Linked DNA regions of Mus musculus: region 2 is linked to region 1. Evidence: chromatin contacts called from ENCODE Hi-C or POLR2A ChIA-PET data. All regions are on one chromosome and are shown on one strand. Each heading gives the region's core, a stretch centred on a gene start or an enhancer-like site at or near the end of the contact. The rest is flanking DNA. Distances are from core to core; before and after follow the strand shown. Region 1 holds the start of Tbx6 (T-box 6). Region 2 holds the start of Ino80e (INO80 complex subunit E).

The links. Hi-C counts contacts between places; a loop is a spot of excess contacts on that map. ChIA-PET counts read pairs that join two places held with the same protein, here RNA polymerase II (POLR2A).
Region 2: a loop to region 1 is called in a map of heart, with 2.1 times the contacts of the local background. The contact joins the promoter of Ino80e here to the promoter of Tbx6 in region 1. A Hi-C loop is called at or near these places in 1 of 37 maps with a recorded cell type or tissue (heart). POLR2A ChIA-PET finds 5 or more read pairs at or near these places in 4 of 5 experiments (Patski and embryonic stem cell).

What each region holds. Positions count from the first base shown.
Region 1 is chr7:126,778,975-126,783,170 of GRCm38, reverse strand. It overlaps Tbx6 (T-box 6), which reads right to left and starts at 1,688. Exons shown (of 8, transcript NM_011538.2): 1 at 1,547-1,688; 2 at 1,224-1,458; 3 at 59-326. The coding sequence starts at 1,664. It overlaps Ypel3 (yippee like 3), which reads right to left. Exons shown (of 5, transcript NM_025347.3): 5 at 2,661-3,144. The coding sequence ends at 3,055.
Region 2 is chr7:126,860,117-126,864,312 of GRCm38, reverse strand. Ino80e (INO80 complex subunit E) reads left to right here and starts at 1,941. Exons shown (of 8, transcript NM_001370765.1): 1 at 1,941-2,039; 2 at 2,296-2,608; 3 at 2,767-2,837; 4 at 3,021-3,073. The coding sequence starts at 1,984. It overlaps Hirip3 (HIRA interacting protein 3), which reads right to left and starts at 2,341. Exons shown (of 7, transcript NM_172746.3): 1 at 1,797-2,341; 2 at 1,593-1,713; 3 at 1,387-1,495; 4 at 63-1,144. The coding sequence starts at 1,861.

The DNA.
Region 1 (4,196 bases), core at 439-2,938:
CACCTTCCTCCCATTACCACCCTAACACCCCACCAAGGAGTCCCAGCCTGGGCCTCACGTGGCCATGGGGGTCCAGTGTGCTGTTGGTGAGCTTAACACGATGGAAGGATACGGGCTGCCGCATCCAGTGGGCACCAGTGGCAGGAGAGTCAGGGTGAATGTAGACACGGTCGGGTAGGCGGGGTTCAGCCTTGCCACTTGGCTCCCAGTGCTGGCCCTGCCAGCGGTATCGGGCCCCATCCACTGGAACCACATCCAGAAGAAACAAGTAGCGGGCCTCTGGGTCCAGGCCAGTGACTGATACTCGGCAAGCAGGGAACATGCGCCTGCGCAGGGAAAGGGGAAGGAGGAGAGGCCTGGAGCTACCCTCTAACAGCTGTGAGCCCAGCATCAGTGAAGGAACTAGCAATAGGCACCTCAGTTTTGGCACGGTAAAGCCAGAGAGGTGTAACTAGGTTCTCCAGCAGAGTCTAAGAGCCATTGTACAGATGGGCAAAGGGGACAGACAGGTTAGGGGTTCTGACAGGCCGGAGCAGGTTAATCTCCCCACCTGCCCCTTCACTCTCTCCATCCTAGTTACAACATGGTACAATTCTGTCTCCGAGCCCTTGCCACATCCTGTCCAGGCTCCTGCCCCCTGCCCCCTGTAACTCTCTTTGCAGAAACAGTGGTAACTATTTTCTTCCTGAAGCCTTAGGAGCCTCTTGCTCCCCACCTTGGTGCAGCACTGACCTCTGTGGCAGCAAAGACTAACTTTCTTCAGAAATAATAGGTGCTGGGCCCTGGGGACAGGATTTAGCCTGGGGTTCAGGCCTTAGAGACCTTGCCAGAGCTCACACGGTAGGCAATCACCTTCCTTCAGGGTGAGCTGGGACTTAGTCACACACGGCCCCTGATCCTGGACAGATTCTCCCACACTGGTCACTGACTGGTCCTTGACCCTTCTCATAGGCTGTCTGCTTCTGAGTTAGGCCACATGCCAATCTACAACCCAGCCAGGCTGACCTTTCTGACCCTTGATAGAATGGCTCCTAAACCCAGTCACAAACTCGCCAGCCTGATCCTTAAACCTCGACACAGTGTAACTCCTGTTAGTCCAGGGTCACAGTGTCAGGCCATAGTTAGATTCTGCTGTCTGGGTTGTCCTAGCCCTGAAGGGGCCCCTAACCCTAGCTCTGTCCCAGGAATTCTCTTTTCTAAAAGCTGACTTGGCCGTCCCTCACCTGCCAGCCTTGGTGATGATCATCTCTGTCCCCACAGCGCTGAATTCCTTCCACAGTTCCTGGTTCTCCAAGCTCAGGCTGACCCCAGGAAGCGAGTGAAGGGCCTCTGGGGGTGGCGGTGCTGTCTCGGGGCCCAGAGCAGATGGGAGAAGGGGCAAAGGAGCGGCTGCAGCCAGAGTGTGGGGAGCTGCCTCGATCCCAGAGAGGAAGCAATCCAGTTTAGAAGTATCCAAATCTGGAGATGTGGGAAGAATGAGGATCCAGGGGAGGGCCACATATTCCCAGTTTCCTGCCCCTTACCCAGAGCCAATCCAACCGCTCACCAGGGTAGCGGTAACCCTCTGTCAGGGCAGGTGGGAAGGTGGAGTCTGCCCCAGGCTGGGGGTGTCCCAGACGGTAGCCAGTCCCCAGGGAGGGGTACAACTCTCGTGGATGGTACATGTTGTAGTTTCTTCTGGCCTTGTGTCCCGTTGCTAGAATCCGGGGTCTAAGGGATGCCCCCTTTATAGCTCACAGCACAGCCCCTTCCAAACCAGAGATCACAGCCCCTCCCCTCCTTGGGGCCCTGGAGGTGGGCTGGAATGGAGACCCCTGGGGCCTAGAAGGGGTCCAAGAGGAGGCCGGATACCTGGGTACCCTCCCCTCTCCCTCGCAGCTTCACTAGTCCCGACCCCCTACCCCCTCATTACATAATTAACTCCTCGGTCTGATTGATCCCTAGGGCTAAGACAGGGACGCAGTTTGGCGCTTCCGGCCAGCTGGTCTCCGTTCCCACGGTGGGGGCAGACCGGCTAGGGGGCAGGGGTGGGATCTGGATCCTGGCACCGAGCCTAGGATCCCGGGTTAGACCCTAAAGCCCCAGACTTTCTGGAAGGTGACCCCCTCCCTTTTTTTCACTTGGAGGACTAGCCTTGCGAAGTGAACGCGAGGACAAGTGCAGGGTTGATGTCTGAGCTGATACGCCAGACACTGGGCATCTTCAAGAGACCGAGGCAGAGGACTAAAGCCTAGAGTCCTCCCTGGTTTATAGTCTGAAAAGCCTCCAAGTCTCAAAAGTTGAGGGGCGTGCACAGTTACACATCTATGGTATCTCGTGCAAAAAGCGCAAGGTCTCACGCCGAGAACATTTCAACTACACTTCCCAGTAGGCACCGCGCCAGTCGCACGTAAAGGCCACAGGCAACCTGTGCTGGGATCCCTGGGAATTGTAGTTCAGACTGGGGCGGCAAAGCCAGAGAATTGGTGGTCTTCTCTGACGCTTGCCCCCGAGGAACGAAAGCCAGGACTAACATAGGCAAGATGTCAGGAGCAAGATTAGTTTGGTCTACTGTTCCTACTCCATTCCCCCTGCTGAGGGCTCTGAATGGAACCCATCTATAGGGAAGGAACTTGGATTCCAGGTCCCCTCTCTGTATTCCATGTGAGCCAGGGGCTGTCTCCATTCCATTGTTTTATTATTTACAAATGCTACAGAACGAGAACAGACACGTTGCAGGTAAGAGGGATCCAGTGGGAGAGATTCACAGAAAGGTGGTGCACCAGGGCCATGAGAGCAGCACACAGGCCTTATCTATGGGACAGGCAAGACAGGAAGGGGTTAAAAAATGAGATCCAAGCCAGCCAGATCGCAGGGAGGTGCAGGGGGTGGGGGTACAATCCCCCTCTTTGTCTCCCCCCAAGGTCACAGTGCATGCAATAAAATGTATGTACAGGAGCTGGGTCCTTCCCCTGTGGGGGCCCTGAGGGTCCAGAGCTCCCTTCAGGAGGAGCGAAACCAGTGGCTCCCCCTGGCGGCCAGGCCAGGCTGAAGCCACATGCGGCAGGAGCTAGGTCAGTCCCAGCCGTTGTCTTTGATCATGTGGTTGAGTTCAATGATGTATTTCCCCTCTTTGTACTTCTGGCTGCTCTCAAAGGCTTGCTCCTGGAAGGAGAGAAAGGGCTGCCAGGCACAGACAATACTTTTACCACTAGGCAATGGGGTTTTGGGAATGAATACCATTGGTCTTGGTTTATATATGAAAAACAAAAAACAAAAAACCCTGTGGCCCAGAGAAGCTCAGCTGCCTGCCCAGACACCACTTTTCCTCACTGGGAAGAGAGAGAACTCTGAAGCACGGGTAGTTCTGAAAATCAATGACAGCTCCAACAGGGAGGATTTGGAAGCCCCTACAAGATTTCAAGGTCCAAGGATTACAAACTGGTGGCCTAAGGGCCATTTCAACCTAAGGTAGTTTTGTTTAGATAGCAGAGAGCTTAATATAAACAACTTTAGGAGTTGGGGATGTTTATCTTGTGGGAGGGCCTGGATTCAATACAAGCACCACATTAAAAAAAAAAAAAAAACAATAAAACTTACAACTAAATGATAACTATATATATACTCACTTCATTTTGCCCCAGCCTGCTTTCTCTGCCCTATATCTACCCATTTATAAACCCACAGTATCTGCTTGCTCTTTTTTTGTTTTGTTTTTGCTTTTGTTTTTCGAGACAGGGTTTCTCTGTGCAGTCCTGGCTGTCCTGGAACTCACTCAGTAGACCAGGTTGGCCTTGAACTCAGAAATCCGCCTGCCTCTGCCTCCCAAGTGCTGGGATTAAAGGCGTGTGCCACCACGCCCGGTTCTGCTTGGTCTTATAGACATTTGAAGGATTTTGTTGTACTTTGAGACAGGGTCTACATAGCCCTGGGTGTCCTGGAGCTCACTAGGCTGGCCTAGAACTCAGACATCATCTGCCTCTGCTTCCTCAGTGCTGAGATTAAAGGCGTGCGCCACCACACACTGCTGACATTTGAGTTTTTAACCTCTGGTCTAGGCTACATTTTAGGATTTCAGAGGGGCCAAGCCACCTGTGCAAAGACACACAGGAAATCTGTGGCAGGGTCAGAGGTAAAGTAAGATTAGGACTGTCTTTGCAATGGGGCATCCAGCTTCTAGAAACATGCCAAGTGCCCAATTCCCTATGCTATCCTCA
Region 2 (4,196 bases), core at 692-3,191, 81 kb before region 1:
GGAGTTTGCAGCTGAAGTCCCTTTTCCTGAGTGGATCCCACCCACCTGGTGTGTCCTCTCACCTTCCGACCTGTGGGTTCTGGACCTGAATCTGATGAAGATGAGGAACTTCGGGCCTTGCCCTTCTGACCTGTGGGTTCTGGACTCGAATCTGATGAAGATGAACAACTTCGGGCCTGGCCGTTCTTGGAGCTCTTGTTGGAAGAGCGGCTCTTCCTCTCCTCTTTGGTGTTTTGTCCTGCCTGGGAGTCACTCACTTCCCTCTCTGTGTCACTGTCACCATTACTGCTGCCTAGGCTGCCTGACTTTGTAGTGCCTTGAGCAGCTGCTTGCTCCTGTGTGCTGTTACTGTCATCCCTGCTGCTTGTGTTCTGCCTCCTCCCACTCTCGGTCTGGGTCCTGACCTTGCTCTTTCTCTTCACCGAGTGCTCTTCTCCCTCCTCACTGCTGTCCCCACTACCCACTGTGCCCTCTTCCTTCTCTGCCTCCCCCTTCTCACTGCTGTCCCCACTGCCCACTGTGCCTCCTTCCTTCTCTGCCTCCCCCTCCTCACTGCTGTCCCCACTGCCCACTGTGCCCCCTTCCTTCTCTGCCTCGCTGTCTCGCAAGCCTCCAGTTGGCCTCCCAGGCCTGCTTTTCTGCTTATAGCTCTTTCTCTCCCTGGCTGTTCTCTCTGCTCTGTTACTTCTGGATCTGGGCTCACTAAGCTCTTTCTTCTTAGCTGGGCTCTCCTCTCCGCTCTCTTCACTCTCCTCCTGGCAGTTAGCACCTGTGCTTCCCTCCACCTTTGCTCTCTGCAGCACAGCCTCCTCCTCACTGCTCCCACTCTCTTCCCTAACCTGCTTCCTGTCTGCCTTGAGTGGTACTTGCTTGTCTTTGGCCCCAGCTTGCTTTCTAACCTGGCCCTTCTGTTCTTGTTTCATGTCCTCCTCTTCCTCGGTGACCTTACCTGATCTAACAGAGCCCTCTGCTTCCCCCTCACTGCTCTCCTCCAATCCCATCTTTGCATCCAGGTCTGTTTGGTGGTCTTCATCTGTGCTCTCAACTGCTTTCTTTAAGGCTCTTCTTAGACATGTCTTCTTGGTTGTCCTGTTCTTTGTTGAGGGTCCTGAGCCATCTGGACTGGATGGTGAAGAGCTGGATTCTGAAACATGGGGATGGGACTGGATGGATTCCTCCCTCTCCTTCCATCTAGAATAGGATGCTTCTAGATCTACTCTGGTTAAGAGTGAAGGGCAGCAAGAAGCACCACAGCTGTGGCCCCAGCTGGTTCCTGACTCACTGTCCCCCAAGCCCCAGCCTTGCAATTAATACATGCGCCTCGCCTTTTGAAGAAACCAATGATGCTGGAGTCACAGACAGATAAACAGGGAAGAAGGCACTAACCTGACTCTGAATTAAAGCGGAACCTTTTCTTCTTTGGGTCACTGCAGGGAGCAGGAGACCTCTTCACTTTGATAAAGTCTGGCTTTCCTTCCCTGGTACCAGCATCCGCCTGTGGGTGCAGCATGAGGGCAAACCGAACCAAGATGCCCTGCCCCAACCCCTCAGCAACAAACCCTGTCTCTGCTGGCCCAGGGTTAGACCCACACCTGCATTTTCGGCAGCTCCTCCTCCACCAGCCGCTTCAACGCCTGCTTCTCTTCAGGTTCAAGATGATCCCGACCCACGTGAATCAAAAATTTCTGTCGCACGATGGCGTGCGTAACCGAGCTACAGAGACACGTGTCATGACAGAGTTCCAGCCTAACCCCTCCCCTTCACAACCCAGACTCTAATACCCAGACTCTATGCACCTGAGGTCCGGGCAAGCTCGAAAGAAGCTGCGAGTGAATTTTCGCATCTCATCTCCCGGCGCCATTTTGCGTCACCAGGGATTGGTTGCTCCCGCCTTTTTTTCTTCAAGGCTGGTTTCCCGAGCGACAGTAGTTTGCGCACGCGCAGTGCGGCGGCTTCGTGAGGAATGGGACCGTTGAGCCTCCGATGTGGAGCACTGAGACGGAAAACTTTGGCCGACCTTGCTTTTTCCTGAGCAGCTGGTGGGTCTTGAGCGAGGTTTCGACTCTTTGCTAAAACTACGTGTTAAAATTTTCGCTAGAAGCCGGTTCGGCGCCGGCAGTCTTTATAACGTAATCAGTTCAATCAATCCCTGTGGTCGGGATTAACAAATTAGGTCGCTTGTTTCGAAAGGCAGAAGGGAGACGGTATTCTCGCTAACATACTGAATTTCTGGTTATATTCTTTTGGTTCCAAATCTTTATAAACAGTTTACAATCAATAATTGTGCCCCCCCAGTGTCCAGCTCCTCTGTGACCTCAGCTCACCGCGAAGCCACTGGAAGCAGCGTTCCTTTCGGGTCTTCCCCCAGGAGGGCGGGCGGTGTGATTACGCTCCCCGCGCGCGGAGGACGCTGGGAGTTGTAGTCCGTTTCATACGGCGTTGCAAAGTCTCCGGAAGTGGAGGTGTGAGAGGCCGGGCGGACTTGGGTAGCGGGACTCTACTCCGGGGCGTTTCTCCCTGGCGGGTCATGAACGGACCAGCGGACGGCGAAGTGGACTACAAAAAGAAATACAGGAATCTGAAGCGGAAGCTCAAGTTCCTCATTTACGTGAGTGCCAGCGTGGGGCGGTTGTGGAGTGTGAGGCCTAACTCGGAGAGGACCTCAGTTTACCCATGTGGTAAAGGGGGTGAGTAGGGAGAGATGTCTCCGGGTTCTGGGTCTTTTATGGATTGCTCTTGGCTCAGCACCCGCCCTGTCCGCCGCAGGAGCACGAGTGCTTCCAGGAGGAGCTCAGAAAGGCGCAAAGGAAATTGCTGAAGGTTTCCCGAGACAAGAGGTAAGGCATCTTGTGGGCACGAGGGCACTGTTAACTCCCAGGGAATCCGTTCTTACGCCGTCCCGGAACAGGATCCCAAATGCATGCAGTCTTAGGAGGATCCAGTGGGTCTCCTAGGAGGGACTAGGTAGGGCTCAAGACCACCAAAATGGGGATACCCACCCTCCTTCCCACTTGTCTCAGTTTCCTTCTAGATCGACTTCTGCAGTATGAGAACGTGGATGAAGACTCCTCTGGTGAGCAAAGTCATGACCACTTTTAGGAAGATATGAGATACTGGCCCTTGAAACACGTGTTCCTAGGTCCACCCTCCTAGGGTCCGGAAGCTGATGCAGGCCCCTCCAATGGTTCTTAAGCCTAGTTGCTGCCTTCTGTCACCTTCTTCCTGTTTTGTCTTTTTTCACCCCATTGGACAAGGTTTCTCTGTGTAGTCCTTTTGTAGACCAGGCTAGCCTGAGGCTAGCCTCAGAAATCCGCCTGCCTCTGCCTCCAAAGAACACACCACGCCTCTGGATTTTCAAGTATTTCCTTATCCACTGTGTTCTAGGTACTGTGCTTGACACAGGCTGGCAAAATGAAGGAAGCCTCTGGCTGCTTGTCATTTCTATCAGTTGTCTATAATAAGTGAAAAAGTAAACTAGAAAGATAAAAGTAGTAGCCATTCCTGTAGTGCATGCCAGAGGCAGAGGCATAGAGTTTGTTACTGAGGCCCAATCTTTAAGAACAAAGGAGACTAACAACTCCTGAAAGCTGTCCACTAATCTCAAAACACTCGCTATAGCATGTAGGTATCTGCACAAACACACTAATGGTATTGAGAAGAAAAGTGGTTTTCTAGGATTTTTTAGAATTATTTATGTTATGTATATGAGTACACTGTAGCTGTCTTCAGACACACCAGAAGAGGGCATCCAGTCCCATTACAGATGGCCTTGAGCCACCACGTGGTTGCTGGGAATTGAACTCAGGACCTCTGGAAGAGCAAGCAGTCGGGCTCTTAACCACTGTACCATCTCTCCAAACCACAAACTAGAATTTTAAGTGATTGGCTAGAGCTTGACGAGGATTAAAGACGGCAGTAACTGCAGAATAACAGGCTGGGTTTCCTTTGCAAAGAGTCAGGAAAATATTTTACTTTATAAAATACTGTCATTGAAGCAAAAACTGCATGGCTCATGTGAAAGCAGCCACAGCCAGCATATTAGGAAACAAAACAACTCGTGTTTTATTAGAATTTTTATTTGTGAGCATGACATTTTGTATTTTATGTAGTTTCATAATCTTTATAGCGTTTTGCTGTTGTTGTTTGAGGTGTAGTCTTCATTTGTAGCTCTAGTTGGTCTTGAACTCATAGTCTCC